2 separate regions of the Homo sapiens genome follow, and region 2 is linked to region 1. A link is an interaction called in ENCODE POLR2A ChIA-PET data of the cell type or tissue named here. Cell type or tissue: Panc1. All regions are shown on one strand. Links, peaks and the distances in the headings refer to the core of each region. The heading gives the core; the rest is flanking DNA. Region 1 holds the start of LOC105371879 (a long non-coding RNA gene). Region 2 overlaps MAP2K6 (mitogen-activated protein kinase kinase 6).

The links. ChIA-PET counts read pairs that join two places held together with the same protein. Peaks named below come from ENCODE experiments on the same cell type or tissue, not always from the same donor. Only the 100,000 strongest peaks of a DNase experiment are listed, where the experiment ranks them.
Region 2: POLR2A ChIA-PET joins it to region 1 with 12 read pairs; 2 of 35 experiments call an interaction of 5 or more read pairs at or near these places.

Annotation. Positions count from the first base shown.
Region 1 is chr17:69,360,727-69,366,114 of GRCh38, reverse strand. LOC105371879 (a long non-coding RNA gene) reads left to right here and starts at 3,186. Exons shown (of 3, transcript XR_934950.3): 1 at 3,186-3,703. In Panc1, for the core only: no CTCF peak of the experiment used is centred there; no DNase peak of the experiment used is centred there.
Region 2 is chr17:69,548,645-69,554,032 of GRCh38, reverse strand. It overlaps MAP2K6 (mitogen-activated protein kinase kinase 6), which reads right to left. Exons shown (of 12, transcript NM_002758.4): 12 at 168-5,388. Among named protein-coding and RNA genes, the nearest start is that of LINC01483, 43 kb to the left of the region's middle. In Panc1, for the core only: no CTCF peak of the experiment used is centred there; no DNase peak of the experiment used is centred there.

The sequences.
Region 1 (5,388 bases), core at 197-5,196:
GCCGAGGCAGGTTATCACTTGAGTCTAGGAGTTTGAGACCAGCCAGGCCAACATGAAGAAACCTCGTCTCTACAAAAAATACAAAAATTCGCTGGGCGTAGTGGCACATGCCTGTAATCCCAGGTACTTGGGAGGCTGGCTGAGGCATGAGGACCACTTGAACTGGGGAGGCGGAGGTTGCGGTGAGCTGAGATCGTGCCACTGCACTCCAGCCTGGATGACAGATGTCTCAAAAAAATAAAATAAATAAACATAAAATAAATAATAATAAAAAAAGCAAATAATCACAGAAATTAGATTTCAACCAAATAGTACAAATCAGTCTTCACAATTTATAGATGAAGATCAGTCCTCACATTTTATAGATGAAAGTATCCAAGGTTAAATAATTTGCCCCAAATCAGAAAGCTGGCTGCTGGCAGGGCTAAGAGAAGAACAGGGAAACTCGGGCTTTCTAGAGAATTATCAAAATAAACAGAAACAAAAAATTAAAAACTTTGTGTATTAAAATTACCTTTAAATATTTTACACTTAATGAATTACCCATCTAAGATAAGAATAAACTGAAGCAAACATCAGTTAGGAAAATTCCTAAGGTCATAGGGCTGGATAAAACCAGAGATTGTTTTGGTATCAGAAAACTTATTTTTGACAGGGTGCGGTGGCTCAAGCCTATAATCCCAGCACTTTGGGAGGTCGAGGTTGGAGGATCACTTGAGGTCAGGAGTTCAAGACCAGCCTGGCCAACATGGTGAAACCCCATCTCTACTAAAAATACAAAAATTAGCTGGGTGTGGTGGCACGCGCCTGTAATCCCAGCTACTCAGGAGGCTGAGGCAGGAGAACTGCTTGAACCTGGGAGGCGGAGGTTGCAGTGAGCCAAGACTGCGCCACTGCACTCCAGCCTGGGTGACAGAGTGAGAATCCATCTCAAAAAAAAAAAAAAAAGAAAAGCTATTTTTTTTTCCATCAGGGCAAATGTGCTGAACTCATATTGCTTAATTACATAATGATCATTTGTACAATTATAACCATTTTTAAATTACAAATATGTTCTCTATTGGGTTTTACTGACAAACTCAGTGTTTCTTTGATTTGATTGCAGCGTAAGCAAGGAAGCTTTTTCTGAGAAGATATACTCATTCACAGACATTTTCTTTTTAATTAAGTCAAAGTATTCCCTTGCCTTATAGATAACATTAACAAAGAGATTATTACTTCAATTACAGATGTGAAGGCTGATCTAGTAAATTAAGGATGTGCCTGACTTATTTATTTTTTTTTTTGAGATGGAGTTTCGCTCTTGTTGCCCAGACTGGAGTGCAATGGCGCAAACTCTGCTCACTGCAACCTCTGCCTCCCGGGCTCAAGTGATTCTCCTGCCTCAGCCTCCTGAGTAGCTGGGATTACAGGCGTGCACTACCATGCCCAGCTAATTTTGTATTTTTAGTAGAGACAGGTTTTCTCCATGTTGGTCAGGCTGGTCTAGAACTCCCGACCTCAGGTGATCCGCCCGCCTCAGCCTCCCAAAGTGTTGGGATTTCAGGCATCAGCCACCACGCCTGGCCAGTGTGCCTGACATTTAATCCAACAGATAGCTAAACTGAGTTCTACAATATTTAAATTGAAAATTAAGTCATTTAGTGGAGTGTGGTGAGGCATGCCTGTAATCCTAGCTACTCAGGAGGCTGAGGCATGAGAATTGCTTGAGCCTGGGAGGTGGAGGTTGCAGTGAGCCAAAATCACGCCACTGCACTCCAGTCTGGGTGACAGAGCAAGACTCTGTCTCAATAAAAATTAAAAAAAAATAATAATGTCATGTTCAGATTTGATTTATGTGTAAAAAATTTTTGTTAGAGTTAAGAGGCATTTTTCTCAGGTACTTGGGCTGCTGAAACACAAATATAGGCAATCAATGCAACTTCATTTAACATTCAGACACTTTAACAAGTGTGTAAGTATTGCAGACTCATGGATCTGCTTGTTCAGATTAGCATAACCAATATAACAATACAGTAAATACTACTGATAATAATATCTACAATAAATATATACAATATATAATATACAATAATATACACAATATATTGTATACAATAATTGTATATTATATATAATAAATAATATATAATAAATACCAATATTACCAATATAATAATGTATACAATGAATAACATATACAATAAATAATATATACAATAAATACCAATATTACCAATATAGTAATACAATAAATAGATACCATAACTTATTATTGTGAAAAATACGCAAAGGCTCCTGAGTCATACAGCTCTGTTCTTTGGACTTACCTGTTCTATGTCCCTATAGTTATAACCCTTAAGTTAGAGTGAAATAATCACTCTAACTTGGAGGAAGCATTTCTTCTTTGATTAGTCAGTGATCCGTCAGCAGTAGTTTGGGAGAAAGATTGTTTAACCATTCTATAACCTAAAGGCTGGCACACATCTGTTGTACAAAGAAAAGGAGTGTTGCAACCTTCCTTTGGAATAGAGATTGCCTGCTTTTGTGCTAATACATGTTTGGCTTAAAAATTATTTCTGTTGGCAAGGGCATAGGCTTTTCCAACATAGTGAGATTTTCTTTCCAGGTACATCTTACATTTGGAGAAAACATACACGTAGGAAGGACTGCTGTGAAGCCTTTTCACTGTACTTGTGATTTTGATTGACCTCTCTAGTACCAAATTGAATTTTAGACACCGCAATTTGAATTTTATATTGAAAACTTTGGGTCTGTAGGAGAAGAAAAACTATCATTAAAATTGCAAAGTGGGCCGGGTGTGGTGGCTCACACCTGTAAACCCAGCACTATTTTGAGGAGAGGAGGGCCCAGGGCAGATCGTTTGAGCTCAGGAGTTCAAGACTAGCCTGGGCAACATGGTGAGACCTTGTGCCCCACAAAATAAACAAAAGCTTAGCAGGGTGTGGTGGTGCATGCCTGTAGTCTCAACTACTTGGGAGGCTGAGATGGGAGCTTGAATCTGAGAGGCAGAGGCTACAGTGAGGTGAGATGGTGCCACTGTACTCCAGCCTGGGCAACAGAGTGAGACCCTGTCTCATTTCATCTTATCTCATTTCATAAAATAAAATAAAATTCCAAAGTGGATCTTGAGAATATAGAGTGTTTTATTCTGCTCAGGCTGCTATAACAAAATACCATAGGCTGCAGGGCTTCAACAATAGACATTTGTTAATATTTCTTCTGAAAGTTGGGAAGTCCAAGATTGAGGTGCTGGCAGATTCTGTGTCTAGTGAGGGCCACTTTCTGGCTCGTAGACAACCATCTTCTCCTTGTGTCCTCACATGGCAAAAGGAAAGAACTCTGACCATTTCAGAGTTCTGTGTAAAAGCACTAATCCCATTCATGAAGACTCCACTATCATGATGTAATTACTTTTCAAAGGCCCTGCCTCCTTATACCATCACACTGGGGGGTTAGGGTTGCAGCATATGAATTGGAAACTAGGGAACACATTTTGTCTATGGTACTAACCCACATCCAATTCATGAGCAAATCCATAGGCTCCACCTTCAACATTTATTCAGAAGTTAACTTTGATCACCACCTCCACAGCCACCATCTTAGTCCAGGACATCATCATCTCTTACTTGGATTATTGCAGTAGCTTAACTTGTCCCCCTGACTGTGCCATTTCTAAGGCAGTCTGTCCTCAACCCAGCAGGTGAGAGTGAGTGATCCTTTTCAAGTAGAAGTCAGATCACCTTACGTCTCTGCTCAAATATTCTCCAGTGGCTCCCATCTCACTTTGAGTAAAAGCTGAAGTTCTGGCCGGGCATGGTGGCTCATACCTGTAATCCCAGTACTTTGGGAGGCCGAGGTGGGTGAATCACTTGAGGCCAGGAGTTTGAGACCAGCCTGGCCAACATGGCGAAACGCTGCCTCTACTAAAAACACAAAAATTAGCTGGGCGTGGTGGTGCACTCCTGTAATCCCAGCTTCTTGGGAGGCTGAGGCAGGAGAATCTCTTGAAGCCGTGAGATGAAGGTTGCAGTAAGCCCAGATGGCACCACTGCACCCCAGCCTGGGTGACAGAGTGAGACACTGCCAAAAAGAAAAGAAAGAAAAGGAAGGAAGGAAGGAAGGAAGGAAGGAAGGAAGGAAGGAAGGAAGGAAGGAAGGAAGGGGAAAGGAAAAGAGAAGAAAAGAAAAGAAAAAAAGAAAAAAAAAAGCCAAAGTTCTTACTATGATCTACTAGTTGTCTTAGCTCTGGTTTCCTCCCCACCCAAAGTAGAGCCTGGTATAGGGCTGTGTGCAGGTAGTTTATGGTTAAAAATGATTCCCCAAATGAAGACTGTTTGAAAAGTGAAACAAGGAAGGAAGGAAAGGAAATCCAAGTGTGTGTTATTGAGCTGACCTCCACAATGGGCAAAATTGGAGCTGGGTCCCTCTGAGGAATCTCAACAAGCTATCTCTGTATTCCCTCAGAATGGTCCTGCAAAGGATAGAAGAAGGATGTAATTATCCATTTGCTCCCATACCCCATAAGGATTCCTGGCATGCACAGGGCTAAGGGGTTCATGCAAGTGTTCCATGCCACAGTGGGGAAGGAGCAAGAGATAAATAGCCATCAGAAGAGGTGCTGTGGGATTACATCTGTGCTGCTAATTGCCTAAGCAGTAGCTGGAGTTAAAGGATGGCTGATAGCATGTAAGGTGCAGCTCTAATGGGGTCTGATACAAAGCCCTGTATTGCCCTCACTTCATTACCTCTCTGACCTCATTCTCATTCTTTCCATCAGTCACTCTTTCCCACTTCCTCTGCCCTGCTTGTTGTTCTCAGAACAAAATGGACATGCACCCTCCTCAGGGCCTTTGCACTTACTATTCTCCCTGCCAGAAAAGACAGCTGGCTGGCTTGAAATTCACACAGCTGGCTTCCTCATCTTCTTCAAGTTTCAACTCCAAAGTCACATTTTTAAAATGTATACATAATATTTTACATATTTTCAGGGTACATGTGATATTTTGTTGCAGCAAATGTGTTACGATCAAGTCAGGGTATTTGGGGGTACCCATCACATTGAGTATTTATCATTTCTATGTGTTAGAAACATCTCAAGTTTTCTCTTCTAGCTACAGGTTTTTTGTTTTGTTTCATTTTGTTTTTTGAGATGGGGTCCCGCTCTGTCACCCAGGCTAGAATGCAGTGGCAGCGATCTCAGCTTACCGCAACCTCAGTCTCCAGGGTTTAAGTGCTTCTCCTGCTTCAGCCTCCCGAGTAGCTGGGATTACAGGTGCCTGCCACCATGCCTGGCTAATTTTGCATTTTTTTTTTAGAGACAGGATTTCACCATGTTGGCCAGACTGGTCTTGAACTCCTGACCTCAAGTGATCTGCCTGCCTCAGC
Region 2 (5,388 bases), core at 220-5,219, 190 kb before region 1:
TAGGTTTTGTTCTAGTCTGTTTGGGAAGTGCGGTGGTAGAAATAGGAAAAGCATAGAGAAAGAATAACAAGAATATATAGTCCAGGAAAGCTTTTACCGGGAGAGCCTTTTATACCATGTTCCTGGAATATAGGGTTTCCAACAACTCAATTAATGTACAGACTCACTACGCTTTTTAAAATGTCTTTTATTGGTTGTACATTTTCTTATGAGATCAACACACCATTTTCTTTCAAGAACACTTTGCTCCTGAATACTTAATGTTACTTGTCCCAGCTATGAAAGCCATAGCAAGCACTTTGACGGAAAAAGGTGGTTGGGTGTTTTTTTTGCCATTATCACTGTCTTCTCTATCGTTAAACTGTTGTTTGAGTCAGTTTGTAGATTGACACAACATTGAACACAACACACACGGTGTGAAGTTTTACACGCATATACACACATCTGGAGACCAGTTACAGTGTCTGCAGCTTGTTCCTTTCTCCTCAGCAGTATGAAACTGAAGAATATCCTGAGATAGGAAGTCAACGTGAAAGTTCCTCATTAAAAGAGGAGGTCAAGCTTGATTTAATCTCCCAATTTCATTTTCTTTTTGAGGTGGTCAGAGGGGACCCAGAACGGTAGCCAGATGAACCGTGGAACAACCACATGGTTTAATATCTCAGCTGTTTCCTTGGTCAAAAACACAGATTCACAGAAATATTTCATGGCACATCAGAAACCTACTTTTTAAAAATATGATCTTGGATTAGAAAGGAGGGAAATGAAAAGGTTGTTTTTTACTAGATGTGATGGGAAATCCCACCACAGAATGACCTACATACTTGTAAGGCAAAATTACCCTCACCTTTGGCAATTATTATACTTCCTTGTCTACTGACTGATAGAAGTCAATCATCCAGTCTTGTCCCCCATCAATGTTATTTGCATGAAAAGATGAATTTCTCAAGAATAGGGACCCAGGACAGGTGGCTTCTCCAAATGTTAAAAAGAAACATAATTTCTTTAAAGCTACATTATCCCTCAATTCAGTATATTTCTGGGAACACTAACAAAACTTAACCTATGTTAACACCAATGCTTATATCTACTGCAAGTCCTGCATACTGGCTATTTCCTTGGCTTTGGGATTTGGAGATAACATCATTAATAATGATAAACAATAGTTCAAATGAAAAAAAAAATGCACACAACCTGGGTGACAGGAAAGCTAGCCTAAAATGAAAATGTTTGGAGCCACCAAAGCCAACAGGCAAAGAAAACAAAGGCATGCTGTCCCACAAAACAGGTATTTTAAATACAATCCTGAGGCCTTATTGAAGTTATCACTTGATGCTCATATATTTCCATATAGAAAAACACAGTTAGATATACACCCCCAACTCCTTCTTTCCTTCTTCAGCTCACAAGCAAAGAGTTCCCAAAGGCCAGAATTTAAATTTAATATTCACCTCAAGAGCATGGAAACATTCCACCCACATGCTTTACAGGTCTTTACTTTATAAACTTCTAATGAGTTTCATGCTCTACAGTTCAGCCTGCCTCATTCACAAAGAGACAATGCGGCAATCCGTAAAGAAGAGATGATTCCAACCAGAAAAAGCTGCACCTGGCAGGAAAGATGGGAGCCTCAATGAGGGAATCCACTGAATAGCATTCATTCTTTTATTTTAAACTCTCCAGAGACACTACTTTGAAGTGCTGGAGGTGGGTTTTGAAAGACAGGGGTGCATAGGACCTCTCCGATATCCTTTCAGAATATTTCAGGTACCAAGAAGAGGTAGCAAGCTCCTAACTAGCTTATGGAACTACCTCATTCTAGCATCAGGGCATTTTCCACTTGCCCAAAGGCTCTCTTTGCAATAAACATGGTTTGAAAATAACTTTAGGGTGCAACAGGCAAACAATCAATCATATATACAAATAACATGTGTCTATCACAAAATTTACAGAAGGTAAGAAAACGTGTTGTTGTGTTTCCTTACAAAGTCCATATTAATAAACGGAAGCAGCATTTTCAGCTATGAAACTGAAGCACAAAGAAAGCTGAAGAAATCCACCTCTTTTATTAAAATTCTTGTAAAGTTCAATTCCATAAAGAAATTCTAGTGTCTCATCAAGATTTTCACAAAATATATAGAAAACTGTTCATGTATTTAAATAATGTGAAACTACATTCCTAACACCTCTTTCAGCTTTAAATGACTCAATTTGATGATTCAGTATCATAGGAAGTATGTCCTAGTTGTGTAAGCAAATTACACAAAAAAATACTTTTCCTCTAAAAATACCTATTATTCTATTAAAACATCATTTCAGTTCATATAGAAAATCAGTCCACTCAGAAAATAAATTTGAGACTAAAGAATAAATCAAACACAGAGGTAATACAGGAGATAAACACAATTTTCTTAATCAAACCTCCTCAAGTGGCTTTTATGCAGATTGGCCAAGAACACTATAAACTGCTGCCCAATGTAAATTTTTGGCACATATAGTTTTCTAAAACAGTTGCTGTGAAACCCCAGCTATTAAATTTGCTCTAGTGGCAAACAGAACACTGTCAGAATTCACCAGACTCTTTATGTGTGTGTACAAGGCACCTGATATGACTCAGCTGGTGTTTAAGCATTCCCTTGTGTGCAGTTCATGACAGATACACCACCATAGCTTCCAACTTCTAAAGGCTGTACCAGGTTTCCATTACCCTTCTCCACCTACAACACCTTTGCAAAAGGCAGCAAGGGGTAGCTCTGTTAGCTTGAGTCTCAGACCGTACCCCTGTCTGTGTCAACATTGTCCAAAGGATTTGCTTTTTTCTGATAGGTCAATGAACAAAAACGGTAACTCCTGCCTCTGCAAACCTAGAGATGCAAAAATTCCACTGCATATGAAGAGCCCAGTCACTCCACGCCTTGTCACTGAGACGGTGAACAAAGATCAGGTCATTCTCAACCACTTTAGGAAAATGTCGCATGTAAGGATCTATAATGCATGGCTGTCATACAACAATTCCTTGCATTTTTCTTTCAAAATGATTTATGCTCAATTAAAATTAAATGACCCTGTCTTCTGGCCACCTATCTCCCTATCTCTGTGAGCATACTCAGTACGGCAAAAGCCAGGGACTCACAGCCGTGGTTGGCTATAAAATTTCCCATATTTGAGACTGTTTAAAGTCCTAAAGTGGTCATTTAATCCAACGTTCCCAAGTTTTTAATGGCCACAGAGACTTCCAGTTAAAAGGAACAATACTAGAAGCCAGATATTCTGACTGGAGGTTGACAGAGGTTCAGATAGGCAGAGTTCACCTTCATCACACTCTTTTTCCCTTCTGTTCACAAGAGACCCTCAGGGGCACCACTGAATATGGTCTGAAAACCACAGCTGTACCTCGCTCTTATCTCCCCAAGTATTGAACATACAACAGGACAAACAACTTGAGATCAGAAAAATAAAATAAAATAAAAAACTACTCCTTCCCCATAATTCATGGCTTCTGAAACTTCAAACTAGCTTTCAGTATTATATTTTAAAATTATAAAATCTAGTTCATCTGGTGAAGACCTGTAGTGTATTTCTAAGTACATTCACAGTTCTCTGAATTATGGGAAAGAAGCTTGCTCATCAGGTAACCTTCTCTAACATTCACCTTTCTTAAAAATGTCTGCCCTCTGGAACAAAAGGTTAAGGAGCTCAGGCTTTGGTATTTGTGTTTCTTTACCCAGAGGTGGCTGATGGATGAGGGGTATATTCTCAAAATGCTTTAGGCATATCGTTCCTTTTTCTCAACCATCAAATTTCCCGTTAATCATTTACTTTTGTTCAGCCATCTGTCTGAAAAGGTAACTCTTTCAAATCAATAACACTAGGGATACAAAAGAAAATGTTCTGATGCCCAAATTAATGCCACTCTCTGAATCTTCTTATAGCTCAGTATTTTTAAGGAAAAATAACAATAAAGGTTTGGCTTTTTGATGGGTTTTCCCATAGGAAATCATCTCTATAATATAGCAACACTGCAAATAAATTAAAAGATATACTTGTCTGCCAGCTTTTTTTTTTAATCAGCTTGCTCCTTCAAGGGGTTCCTAATTTAGCACCAACCTTTGCATTTATCACTTCTTCCAGCCCCCAAACATGACTTCACATCACTGTTCAGCCTTATATTCCAAAGTCCAGCAACAATCCCCTAAGATAGTGGTTTGGCTTACTTTGTTGAAATATCTTGCAGACTCCAACACAAATATTGATAGTGACCAAATGATGCAAATTACCCATTTCTGACCACAATAGAATATTACTTAGTGAAATCAGATACCCAACCTTGCTGCTCATCTTTAAAGGAAGTTCTTATTATAAGGTCGCATGTTTGGAATGAGGGTTTTGCTTAAACTTTTCTTAGATAGCCCTTAAATTTTTAAGAACTGGAAACAATAGGGTTCATTTAGGCAGCCTGATACAAAATTGTTGACTTTGATTTTTGTTATATGAAAATGGCCAGATCAGTTCCTTACCACAAAAGCATTCAGTCAGTCCAGGTCATCTGTGACCGGCAGAGAAATAACAAGCAAATTGTAGCAAAGGAAAACAGAAAAGACTTTTGAAGGCCTGGTCTAAGCTACAAACTCCAGAGATTACTTAGAAAGTTCTGTTTCCCACATTAAGACACAAGTAAGTGCCTAAACTTGCCAATACGCTCCCTGAATTCAGCCTCCAGGCCTTAAACATTAGCCTCCTTCCTTGAAAAAGACCCTGAATCTCAGAAATGCAAAAGTGTAAACTGGAGAAAGCTATGGAGCACATCAAGATTAACTGTTCACAAAAAAATTCTGTTCATACTGACAACATCTAAGAAAGAAATACAACACAATTCTTCCAAAATTTAACTGTAAACTCCCAAAAATAAAGGGCTCAATGTCCAAGTTCAAATGATAATACAAGTGATGTCAAGATACTGAAAGTCCCAAGGAATTAGGCTGAGTATTTTTAAGTTCTATTAACACGTGTTTGTGTTACAAGATGATACTGATTTCTTACCAACAAAAATTCCCTACTACAAAATTTTTTACTTTATGTTTCTGCTTAGGCTAGCAAGTGCCTTCATCACCTCTATAGCAAAGAGGCTTTCAGAGGAGTTTTGCTTGAAAAAGAAATCTGGGTCAGAAACTGAAAAGATTACCTTCCACTAAAGCCTTGATTTCAAACTACTTCATTAGAAAAATCTGTAATAGTACAATATTTGCATAGCTGTAAACAGTGACTTTCTAAACCTCAGAAAAATAACACATCTTCTATGTAGTCACCAGGAACAGGTAGTGAGTGATGTATTTGGTGGCAATGTGCTTCCCCTGGAAGGATAATTTCATTTTGAAGGCTCTGAAATTC